2 separate regions of the Homo sapiens genome follow, and region 1 is linked to region 2. The links are chromatin contacts, found by Hi-C or POLR2A ChIA-PET in ENCODE. All regions are on one chromosome and are shown on one strand. The core of a region is the stretch at or near the end of the contact, and the rest is flanking DNA. Distances in the headings are between cores, read along the strand shown. Region 1 holds the start of PRICKLE2-DT (PRICKLE2 divergent transcript). Region 2 has its middle 90 kb from the start of PRICKLE2-DT.

Region 1 (5,870 bases), core at 2,528-5,027, 90 kb after region 2:
AAAATATACAAGACTTCAACAGGACCATGGGCATCTTTCCTGACACAGAGGAAGACTCGACGTAGGAAAAGTAATTTGCCATACACAGTGCTGGGTGTTTTAACTCAGTGCTTCTCAATCTTTAATGCGTAACAGCAGCAGCCAGGGATCTCGTTCAAGCTCAGGTTTGGATTGAGGAGGTCTGGGGCAGGGCCAGAGACTTTGCATTTCTAACAATCTCCCACGAGATGTTGATGTTGCTGGTACCTGCACCAGGTGCGAACGAGCACAATACTCTTCCCTTGCTTCATTTAGGTCTCTGCTCAGATGTCACCTTCTCAGAGAATCCTTTCCTGACTACTTTATCTAAAATGTGATTAGTGGAATAAGGGCAGGAATATTGTTTTGTTCTTTGCTGTGTCACCAGAGCACCTGGCGCAGAGCAAGCCCTCAAATATTTGTTCATTAGAGAGCTGACAATTTGACAGGTGAGGAAGACGGAACTCAGGAAACCTAAGTCATTTGCTCAAGGTCACACAGCTTGCTAAAGCCATTGCAAATGCCAGCCCTGCTCTGTCTGGACTTCAAAGCCCCACCACGTCAGAGAGAAGCAAAGTTTGTTTACAACGTACTTCCTCCCTAGAACTTTAGTGCCGTCATGCCGGGAGGCAGTAACACAATTCTATCCTGTTTTTAAGAGATGCCTGCTGTGTGGACAAAGTACTGGAAGGGGACCAGAGAGGCCAGTGAAGGGGATGATGTGGTGAACAAGGGCAACAAGTGATCATCTTAGGGTTCCTTGGTATTTGGGGTGAGAACAGTTCCGTTCTCCCTGGGTCAGACGAAAGGCAGCATTTGGCCTCTGTGTCAGGCCTGCCTTTTCTTCCTACCCAGGCCCAACTCTCTCTCCCAGGGGCTCATGCTTGCCCCAGTGAGAGGGGTGTAAAGTGGGTTTCAAACTGCCAAAAAGAAGACCGTGCTGTGTAACCCAGAAATAGTTGTCTCTCTTCTCCGAAAGGTCACCCAAAAGTATGCCCATGGGGAAAAGGAGGGGATAAGAGCAAGCAGCTGCTGCCTTCCCAGCAATGGCTGGAAGTGCCATAAAAACCCTATTCATGGAGCCAAAGTGGTCTTTCTGCTGGGGTAGGGCAATTGCTTCAGTATGAAAATCTGTAAAGCCTGTTGAAATGGTCTCTTTCCAAAAGAATAGTTCCATAATGGGCTGAAAATAAAACACTTGTTTTCCCTTTGCAAAATCAGCTAGATTAAAACAGCTTAAAATTCTTCAAAAGGCTGTGATCATGAAGGTCTAGAGTGGCCCTGGACCCCTAGGATCCCCAGATACACTAGTTATGTCCCCTCCTGAGCAGTGGTTGAGGGGATGCTAAAAATCATTAACAAAATTAGCAAATATTTATGATATGCCTGGGACTGGACAAAGCATGTGTTTTTCAAGATCTCATTTAATCTCTACAATCATGCTCTGCATTAAATGCCATTATTATGCCCACTTAACAGTAGGGAAACTGGGAACTAGGGAGAGTAGTGACAGACAGGTGATCAGGGATCACACAGTGAAGGAGAGAAGTCAGGCTACACACCCACCCTGCGCCACTGCCCCACAAAGCCCCTGTTCAGAAGTTGACCCAAGGGCTGCAGAGTAGGGGAGGAAAGGAAAGTTGGAAATCACTTACTCTGCTGTTCATTACTCTGCCTCTCCCACCCCCACTAGAGCACAAGATGCATCAGAAAGGAAGCACTCAGTAGTTTTGTCATGCTGGATTTGGTTTACAAAATAAGGCTTCTACACCTATTCTCATTTTTTCACCCAGGTTCATATTTGGGACAAACAAGGGGCTGGGCTACAGCACACCTATTTGGGCTACCACATCGGTACCACTGATGAATGTCTATGTCTGCCAATTACATATTTATAAGGTCGCCCGCCTTGACTCTGACACAGAAGTTATTAAATGCTCGGGAGCCATAAGGGTTGCGCTCAGTGCCCTGAAACAAAGGCAAAGAGGCTGCCAGACCCATCTGAAGCAGGAACAAAAGCATTTAATTTCTGAAGGAGCTGGTTGGGAGTTTTCTTATAACTGGGTGCCCAGCACACATTACAAATGGGGAAAAGTAGAGATGCACTAATGCGGTGGGGGTGGGGGGCGGGGGGCGGGGTGTGGAATCAAAGCAGGCTTTTCTGCCTAGCATCCAGAAAAAGCCCTCTTCATAAGCAGCTTGAGTGGTGGAGAAAGGGGGAAAGATGCGCTAATCCAAGAGAGAATGTGTTATGATATTGCACAATTTTCTCCTGTCACCAGTTTTTCCTTTTTATGAAGACGCCAGGGAGGATTCACCTTTTGCTTGAAACCAGCAAACTGACAGCTTGTAAGCCTGCACCCCAACTTTTCCCAACCAGAGCCCCAGCAGCCAGATGCATTGGGAGGGCAACCAGCTCCCTTGTCTCCCAAACGTAATCATTCCAATCCAAGCTGGGGCTGCCTGGAAGTCAACACTCAAGGCACATTTAATAAGAAACATCTGGCCGCCGCAGAGGGTTGACACGGCCCAGGCGGGCAGCAATGGATTTGCGGTTGGGACCCAGAGTTACAGGCGCTGAATTAAAAACACAACTGGAAAACACCAGCTAGTCCAGGGAATCCTACACATACAGCACTGTGGCACTTGGCAACACTGCCTTGCCCAGGGTGAATTGTTTTGGAGTGAGTTACCTAGACACATAGTGCCCGTGCTAGGGATCCACAGTTCTCACATCAGTGAAACGCAGCCTTGAGCCCGGCTCTCCTGCATCTCCCAGTGTCTGGCCACCACTTCCACCTCCAATATTTGTAGCAGATGTAGCTCCGCTCTTAAAGAAACAGCCTTTGCATTCTTTCCATGTGACTTACAAGTGAGATTTAAGGCGGAGGGGAATATATATATATCTATAGATATATATATGTATGTATATTACATATTGCATATTTTATCTTGCTGTAGTGTTGTGCATTTACGGCTTCCTACCTCCATTTATGCAAGGCGAACCCAGGGCACTGGTCACCACAGGCGTTACATGGCTGGCCTCGCTCTATCCGCCCCAGTCCGGTCAACTTCAAAACAAAAAGACAACACACGCATGTCTCCACCACGGGGTCTCCCTCCACAGCCCCACTCGTGTCCCTGGCAGGATGGCCTGCCCCTCCCACCCCACCTCCTGTGATTTGAGCCAACTGCTCCTCTTCTGTATGGGGGACACGGGGCGGGGCACTGCCAGTGCCCCAGGGGTGGTCTCCCGCCTGCTTGGGGAAGGGTGCGCGGACCCAGGCAGGTTGCCTCCGGCATGGGCACTACACCACCACGAAATGACCACGGCTGGGGCTTTGTCTCCCCCAGACACCTTGGTCACGGGTTTCTAAGAAACAAAAGCAAGACCCTTCAGTTCCCTGGAGTCCGCAAGAAGCGAGCATCGGGCGCCCGCCCTAGACCGGGCTGGTGCTCCCGGAAAGGGGGCAGCAGAGGACACCCCAAAAGACGGCCCTAAAGTCCCCGCTAGAGCTCCAAGTGGCTGGACGCTGGAGCTTTGGTGCTGGGATTCCGATTTGCCCGGAGGGAGGGGGCTTTCCAGGGATCCCCCAGACTGTGACCCTGAGGGCCACGGTTCGGGTCTCACTGTCGCCCAGCCGGGGGGTCGGAACTTAACCCCTCCCGCGCCTTGGAGCGCTCTCTCGCGCCCTGGACGCGCCCCGCCCGCGGGGCCGGCTTACCTGGGGCCACAGGTGCGCAGCCGCGGGGCGCAGTGGGGCTGCGCGCGGGCGCTCGCGGCCGGCTGGAGGTGCCCGGCGATCGGCCCCGCTCGAGCGGGGGACACTCACCGAGCGGCTGGAGAGTCTTTTCCGGGAGCTCCGGCTGAACATGGCCGGACGCCTCCTGCTCGCAGCGCCGTCCGTCGGTCCGTCCGCGCCGCGGCCGGGAGGGCGGGTAGCCTGGGCGGGCACCCTCGGCGGCCGCTGGCCTGGCTGTCTCCGCCTTGCAGTCCCCGGCTCGCTCCGGAGCGCACGCCTACCCCTCCTCCCTTCCCTCTGCCTCTCCCTCCACGCCCGCAGGTCCCTCCCTCTCTCCCGGCATCCCCCCGCCCTCCCGGGTTCGCCCCGCGGTCCACCGGCTCTTCCCATCCCTCCCCCGCACCCGGCTGGGGCCACTTTCTCCCTTTCCCTGGCTTCTAGGCCCACTGGGCACAACTCCCGGCGCTTACCTGGTCCCGCCCCTGAAGGCTCGTCCCTCACCCTTGTCCCCAGCCTAGGGGCAGGGACCGTTTCACACCCCCCTGCCGCTGTAGCTGGGGTAGGGGAGTGGAGATGGAAGGATGAGGGTTGAGTTTGTTTAAGGTATAATCCACATACAGTAAATTCACCCTTTCTTAGTGCACAGTTCTGCCAGTTTTGACAAATTCGTACAGACCTGTAACCACCACCACAATCAAGCTATAGAACGGCGCTCTCACCCCCGAAAATGGATTATTTTAAAAGTTTGTACCATGCCTAGAATCTAGTGTTCATTAGGTGTTGGGAGAGGAAGAGAAAGTGGAGGAGGAGGAGGAATTATGCCCCTATGTAATTGTACAATGCCTGGAATATAGTAGATGCTCATTAAGTAAGTGTTGATTCATTGCATTCAAGCTTTGAAGCCATTGCGCCTTTAGTGCCTTTTTTCCCATTACCTTTTCCATCACTTCCTAGTTGGTGATCTCCCCAAATTAACCTCTTTGTGCCTCTGTCTCCTTATCGATAATAATTTTTTTAAATGATGTAACAAGAGTCCTTATCTCACACCATTGTTGAGAGAGCTGAGTTGGGGCATGTTTAGTTATTATAACAGGCACAAACTCAGGCTCATTAAAGATTAGCTGTCATGGCCTGGCATGGCTCACGCCTGTAATCCCAACACTTTCAGAGGGGGAGGCAGGACAATCTCTTGAGGCCAGGAGCTCCAGACCAGCTTGGGCAATCTGACTAGACCCATCTCTATAAAAAGTAAAAAATTAGCCAGTCATGGTGGTGTGCACTTGTAGTCCTAGCTGCTTGGTAAGCTGAGGCAGGAGGATCGCTGAAGCTCAGGACTTTGAAGTTACAGTAAGCTATGATGGCCCCACTGCACTCCAGCCTGGGTGTTAGAGCAAGACCCTGTTTTTATAAAATAAATAAAAATAAAGATTAGCTGTCAAACGTAGTAAGTCTGAGAGGTTCAGGCCACATGCCGGCTTATCATTGATGTTTCTACTCAAATACCACCTTCCCTGAGAGAACTTTCCTCGCCCCCGCTGTAACATCTCTCGTACTAATATGATCTCGCACACACTAATATAATGTGTAGCATCCATTGAAGTGATCTTGTTTGCTTATTTATTTGTCCTCACCCAAACTCAAGTTGCACAACAGAAAGGACATTGTCTTCTTGGTCTCAGTTGCCCTAGAGCCTGTAGCAATGCTTGCCTCTAGTAGGTTCTCTATAAATATTTCTTGAAAGAAGACGTTCTTCCCATTGTCAAAAAAGATAACTGTCCAAACTTAGTGTTTTACAGATGAGACACTGAACTTTGATGAAGAAAAGGTGTTTGCCTGGAGTGGCACAGCAAATGAGTGGCAAGGCCAAACCACCTACACCCCAAATTCAAAAGAATAGGGGGCCACAACTCAGACACACCCAGTGTATCAGTGTCAGCTGATTGTCCTCATGCCTAGACAGTAAAGTTTGGTTTGGTTTCTGGGCCGGAATTAGGGTGAGGCAAAGAAGGCCTTTACTTTAGGAGCAAAATGTACTGGGATGCTAAGAAACTCAGTAACCAAGATAAACCATGTTTTTATTCAATATTCTAAAGAATCAAAGTTAACAGC
Region 2 (6,250 bases), core at 2,146-4,645:
GAGAACATTTGGTCTGCCCAGACCCTGGAGAACAAAGGAGGAATTGTATAAACCACATTCATCTTGGAGGCTCCAAAACAACACACTCATACAAAGGGTGGCTCCTGACAGACTGAGCAGGCTGCCTGCATGGGAGTGATAAGTCCAAGACTGAGTGAGGTGTCTCCCATAACTGGAATTCCTTCTCTCCAAGATCAGGCATGCCTACCAGTGGGGAAGTCTCGGTTAGACCAGCCCATTCCACCTCTACTTTCAGCTCTCTATGCAACACCCCTATGGATGGACATCCAATGTTCAAAGCCAATGGTTGTGGGGACCTGGCAGTCCTGTTCGTAAGTCCTAGATGGATATTCTTAAAAAGCGGAACTGGTGGGAAGCAGTTTTACAAGCAGGAATGGGTGTGTCTGTTGCTTATTGCTGAGCACAGAGGTCCTACAACATCTGAGAGCTCTGTGGGGTTCTAAGGAAGTCACAAATACTCAGCACAATCTCCAAAGCCACATAGGTGATGCCAGGCTCAAGTGCCAAGACTGAAAAATTATGAAAAGAACAGTATGTCTCTCTGTTGCCAGGTGGCACTTAAAACACTGGGATGTGGTTTGCATGAGACACTCTCTGGCATGGAATCTTTTCTTTCTTTTCAGCACAACATAGAACCGGGGCTAAAAAGGCCTAAGACATTGTTAAATTAGGTTATTCCTGCTCCTTCTCTCTTTATATCATGTTCTTATTACTCTAAAATAACTTCTTTTATTACTCCAAAATAACTTCTCTAATTATATGTCAATGCATAAAACTCAGAAAAAATACCAAAGACAGAGAACTAAATCACAGAAAAATCATCCATAATCCCACTACCCCTGCATCCCCTGTCTTAAGATTTTAGTTGATATATTTTTCTATTAATTTTTCCAGAAACATGTTAAAACAAAGAATGGTTTCAAATGGCACCTACTGTTGTATAGGCTAGGTTTCCCCCGCTTAGCAACGTATCATAAACTCAGATTCTTTTCAGTGCCTTGCCATAGTTTCTTTAGGTTCTTAAAGTAATCCTATGACATATACAGATTAGAAAACTGAAACCAAGTGTAAAGTAAACAGGCTGAGGAAATAAGCGAGTTTGGTGGCAGAGTTAAGACTAGACTCACGTTCCCATGTCAAACTCTACCTTTAATTTACCAACAACCAGAATCAGCCCTTTCTGGTAAGGGGCCAGGAAGAAAATGTTTTAGGCTTTGCAAGCTGTACAACATCTGTTGCAAACTACAGTCATGAGCTGCATAAACGCCATTTCGGATGACAGTTCACATGTTCAGTAGTGGTCTCATGAGATCATAATACCATGTTTTTACTGTACTTTTTCTATGTTTAATACACAAATACCATTTTGTTACAATTGGGGTTGGCATATATTTGCAAAGTAAGAGGCTACAACACTAACTTATTTTATCCTTATAACAATCCTTATAACAATCTCAAGGGAGACTTAAATTATTTTCCTCATTTTACAGATGTAGAAACTGAGACTCAGAGGGTTAAGAAACTTGCTGTTGTCACAAAGCTATTAAGTATAGAGCTGAGATGTGACCTCAGATAGCCTAACTACAGAATTTATATTCAAATCCCTAGCCTCTCCTGCTTTCTACAAACACGGCACAGATGTATAATCTGAGAGTCACCTATGAATAGGTATTTATTACTACCTCCATACTGATGAAAATAATGGAACTATAATCCCAATAAGTCAAACGTGAAAGATTATCTAAGCTATGCCTAGACATATGCCTATAACACATTGAAGGATGTGTCAGAGAGATAGGCTCCTTTCTGAAAGTAAACATATTTACCTGACCCAAATAAATAAGACTTGGAAAATCATAATTTTATAAAACGAAATCCATAAGATAGAATTCAAATATGTTTGGGGTTATTCCGTTTTTTTAAAAAAGTACTGCCCTAGCTTCTAGCACAACAGAAGAGCTTTGGCATGACCAGAGGAATATGTAAAGGAATTCATAATTTAATGAATGACTTTGGGGTGCTGACCACACGAAGCAAAGATGGGCTGAAAGAAGAAAGAAGAACACAGACAGCCGTTTGCAGAGTTCCTCCAGACCTGTGGCTGGGTGCTTCATGCCTCTGTCTATCACAACAATCAAAGAATCAAAGAATGCCTGATGACTCATTATTACAACCAACACTCAAAACCCTACAGCCATCTGAAATTTTTGTTCAGTCGTGCAGAGACCACCTCTGCGTTCTTCGCTAAGGATAGCCCCATCAGATACATGTATCTAACCATTTATTGATAATTCACATATGCTAGGCAACTGGCTAAGTGCTTTACAAAAATGCTCACAACTCTGTGAGTTAGGCATTACTATTCCATTTTACTGATGGGAAAACTGAGGCTCGGAAATGTTCATTAATTTGCTCAAGGTCACACAGCTCATAAGTAGCAGAGCCAAAACTTGAATCCAATTTTCTCTAATTCCAAATTCTGTCTTTTTACAGTGCCTTAGGAATCAAGCCACACATGGCCAAAAGCTCCCATGATATATCAGCAGCAACGTCTGGCCACATGAGTTATAGATCCAAATAAAACCCTTAATCACAAAGGGTTGGCATTACCTTTGTGTGTGTCTAAGTTTCAAGATCTTTAGTCATCACAAAGACAAAAGTAACAGTGGCTTAAGGAAGAGAAAGCTAATTTCTTTCCTGTGTACCAGCTGAGTATATGCAGACCAGGGCTGATTTGGAAATTGCACAGTTTCAGGAACCCAGCCTCCTTCATCCCGAGTGCACCACACCAGTACAGTGTTACCATCATCGACAGGTCAATGGTGGCTCCCTAGCACCATAGCCACATTCCAGCTGCTGGGAAAAGGGAGAGAAAGGAGGCGGGGGGGACTTGCTTCTCCTTCTGAGTGCAGGAGCCAGTAACTTCAGTTATCCACCCTTGAGAACTGACGGACGAAGCCTGCCTAGTTACAAGGGAGGCTGGGAAATGCAGTCTTTATCCTGTGCCCTCCTAAATTTCAGCATAAAACAAGATAGGAAGAAAGGATATTGGAAAAAGATAACCAGTGTGTGGCACAGTGGGGTAAGAAATAAGGTCCTCAAGACCTTATCGTGACGCACAAAAAGAGAATTCGTTCTGCTACTTTCTCTTGCTGAGTGCCTTCTTTCCAGCAGCCCAGGGCACAAAGAGGAAGGAAATAGTAAGAGTGACAGAGAACACTCAAAGGATTGCAGAGTAAAAGATATGAAAGTCACAAGAGAAGGGACAGAACGGGGTTCCACTGTTTAACCTCCTACTTCCAAGTAACAACACTGGACACCAATCTCCTGCACAGAAGTGGGATGTACAGAGTTAACAGGATGATGACTTAGAAGGAAGTGAACCCTTTTGAAGGTGGAGGGGAGGGGCTCTCACTCAGAGCAGCCAGAGCTGAACTGGGCCTACTGCTATCCCAGGCTCTGCACAGGATTTCAGCCCGAAGCCAGTTCACTGGGGTCACTGGCCTTATTTCCAAATGCCATCACTATGATATTGCTCACAAGTAATTCCTTCTTTCTAAGCACAGGCAGTTACTCCTGCTCTTACTTTCAATAGAAGGGAAAAGTCACCTACCGTAGAGCACTATTTTCTCAAATGTTCAAAAGATTTTCAAGAAATATTAGGAGGTGGTCAGGTCAGGATTGAGAGAAATTTCAAAAAGGGTTTCTTGGGGAATCCCATAAAGAGAAAAACAATAGCTATAATAAGGTGTGTTATTTCAACGTGCCAGGCAGCATGTTAAAGTAACACAGATAATCATTATATAAACACATATATTAATGAGTACATATATGTATATATGTACTTTTCTACTCAAATATACTTTCCTACTCACACAACTCCATTTTACCAAAAACAAAAGCAAAACAAAAAACTGAGGCCCAGAGAAGTTGTGCAGGTATCCCAAAAATGCACAGCTAGTACATGTAAGAGCCAGGGTTTGAACTGAGGCTTCTCAGGCCCTAAAAATATTAAGCAATTCTAACACCTACATACACTGCTACCACTACACCCTCCCCAGCATTGCCATACTAGTCATGGTCCCTTGAGAAATAGAAACTATTTAAATACAGGGGGACCACAGTCTGCATATCAGAGGTTCTAAGAAATTGCACTAAATTCAAAGTTTTTATAAAAGAATAATAACTTAAATGAGCTCATCATTTTAAGGATATTCTGGTAAAGCCTTTTGCAAATATGAGAATACTTTTGCACAGTGTGTACCTGATAAAGTTTTGCACATTTTTTATTTTCAGACATGGTATTCAGTTACTTTTAAAGGGGGAATAGGGGAAAGGAGGAGTTATTTACATGTGTAGCACCTTCAATTCTATTGTCACTGTGGTTGCATTGTAATCATTCAGGAACTGACTGTACCATTTTTCTCACTATCCAAAAGGTTGAATTTTTCTTTCAAACTGAGAACTAACATTAATAAGGGAGGCAAGTCAGAGGCAAATGTTCCTGAAGGGGGCAACAGCTACTGAGCTCCAACCAGCCTTGCAGTGCTGTGGTCCCAATGTGAAACTGCCAATTTCTAAACATTAGCAACTGACTCCATTCTTTAAGAAAATTTCTATGGGTCAAACAAACACATTTGCAGGAGTATTGTTGTCTGTAACCGCCATTTTGGTACCATTGTTTGAGTTAACCAAGGCTTAGGTATTTTGTGAATTCCATTGATTCTGGTAGGAAAACAGTAGAGAGAAAGAATACAGATGACGATTCAATACACAGATCTTAGAGTACACTAGAGCTGGACTCTACTCTTGGCTCTAACACTTACTAGTGATGTGACTTTCCAAGACTTCTTCACCTCTTTAGAGCTCCATAATATGGGTATAATGATATACCTACCTCACAGGACCTCTGAGAGGATGAATGTTGACAAGGCATGACATTTAATTTACCATAGTCCATGTTGTAAATATCCTTATTTTGACCTCCAACTATTTGTGGAGCTATTAAAACCTCTTGCAAATATCTAAAAAAAGATCATCTTGAGGTGACTCTGCTTATTCAGGCACCCAACCACAGTTCATGGAAGTCTTACTTATACCAGAAGAAACATGTTAACTCCAGGGCTACTGGCAGAATAAGGCTTGTTTCCTTCTCTTGCAAAGTTGAGAAGATCTCCAGATAACTCATATTGGGCCACAAAATCACTGGAAGAAGCTTGAAGATCACTTTCCAAACCCTTTACATTATAGATGAGAAAACTGAGGCCAAAGCAGCTGAGGGTCACCCAAGGTTAGAACAAGGCCCACATCCCAAATGCACATTTACAGAAACAAGCTCTTTTCATGTGACAGTGATTTCCCCAGGTCCCAGCCAGGTGACATCTACAATCTACAAAATCATGAACTCACCTAACTTTCAGTTTCCAAACCATACTTGTCCAGCAGATCCAAAACAACCACCTGAAACCAGGGTGTGACATTGACAGTTCACTGGAAAAGCACTTTCTTGTTTTTGTCTGTCCATTTTCTTCCCTCTCTTCCTCTCTCTTTCCCCCCAACCCCTTCTTTCTCTCTTTCTCCTTGTCTCCTGCCCTCTCTCTCTCCTTCTTTTCCATCCTTCCTTCCTCTGTTCTTCCCTTGTTTTAAAAATATGTGACCTCACTCCCCAATATAAAACTCATGTGCATAGCCAGTTTTAGCAAATTTGGGGTGTGTGTGTGTGTGTGTGTGTGTGTGTGTGTGTGTGTATACTCACCATGTTTGGAAAATGAATTCCTAGAAATAGAAGGGCTAACTAAGCCACTTATACGGGATCCTTATAGCCCAGGACTTATGGAGATAAAGTTCTGCATCAGCACGCTGGCAACCCTCCTCTGTGTATTCTAAGCCCTCAAAGCCATGTCATTTCTCTAGCTATATTTTCTCATACCCTCCACTTACTTTTCTACACAATGGTTAGTTAATTCTTCCAGCTGTGATGTTTGTGGTGCCCGCAGGATGCTAGGTGACTTGCACCACAGCCCTATCACCACAGCCCTATCACCAGTTGATTTTCATGCTGTTTTCCTGGCCACTTCCTAAAGAGCAGTTTCCTGTGAATTTTGCATTTTTTACATCTATTGTTTATAGATTTCCTTGGCATCTTCACGGCACCTTTAGCACCATTTTTTGCGGCCCTTTCCTGATATCACAGGGCCATAGTGTCATGAGACCATGCAGTAATGGCAGG

The links. A loop is a pair of places that touch in the nucleus more often than their neighbours do. ChIA-PET counts read pairs that join two places held with the same protein, here RNA polymerase II (POLR2A). Pooled maps may share reads with other maps.
Region 1: a loop to region 2 is called in a map of chondrocyte, with 2.0 times the contacts of the local background. The contact joins the promoter of PRICKLE2-DT here to the enhancer-like site in region 2. A Hi-C loop is called at or near these places in 1 of 168 maps with a recorded cell type or tissue (chondrocyte), 1 of 37 single-sample maps with no recorded cell type and 1 of 50 pooled maps. POLR2A ChIA-PET finds 5 or more read pairs at or near these places in 1 of 52 experiments (AG04450).

The regions. Positions count from the first base shown.
Region 1 is chr3:64,441,480-64,447,349 of GRCh38, forward strand. It overlaps PRICKLE2-DT (PRICKLE2 divergent transcript), which reads left to right and starts at 3,778. Exons shown (of 4, transcript NR_183714.1): 1 at 3,778-3,928.
Region 2 is chr3:64,352,261-64,358,510 of GRCh38, forward strand. No RefSeq gene overlaps it. Among named protein-coding and RNA genes, the nearest start is that of PRICKLE2-DT, 90 kb to the right of the region's middle. Within about 2 kb of position 3,396, at least 7 of the 41 ENCODE cell types and tissues checked have a DNase peak (open chromatin) inside an H3K27ac peak, as active enhancers do.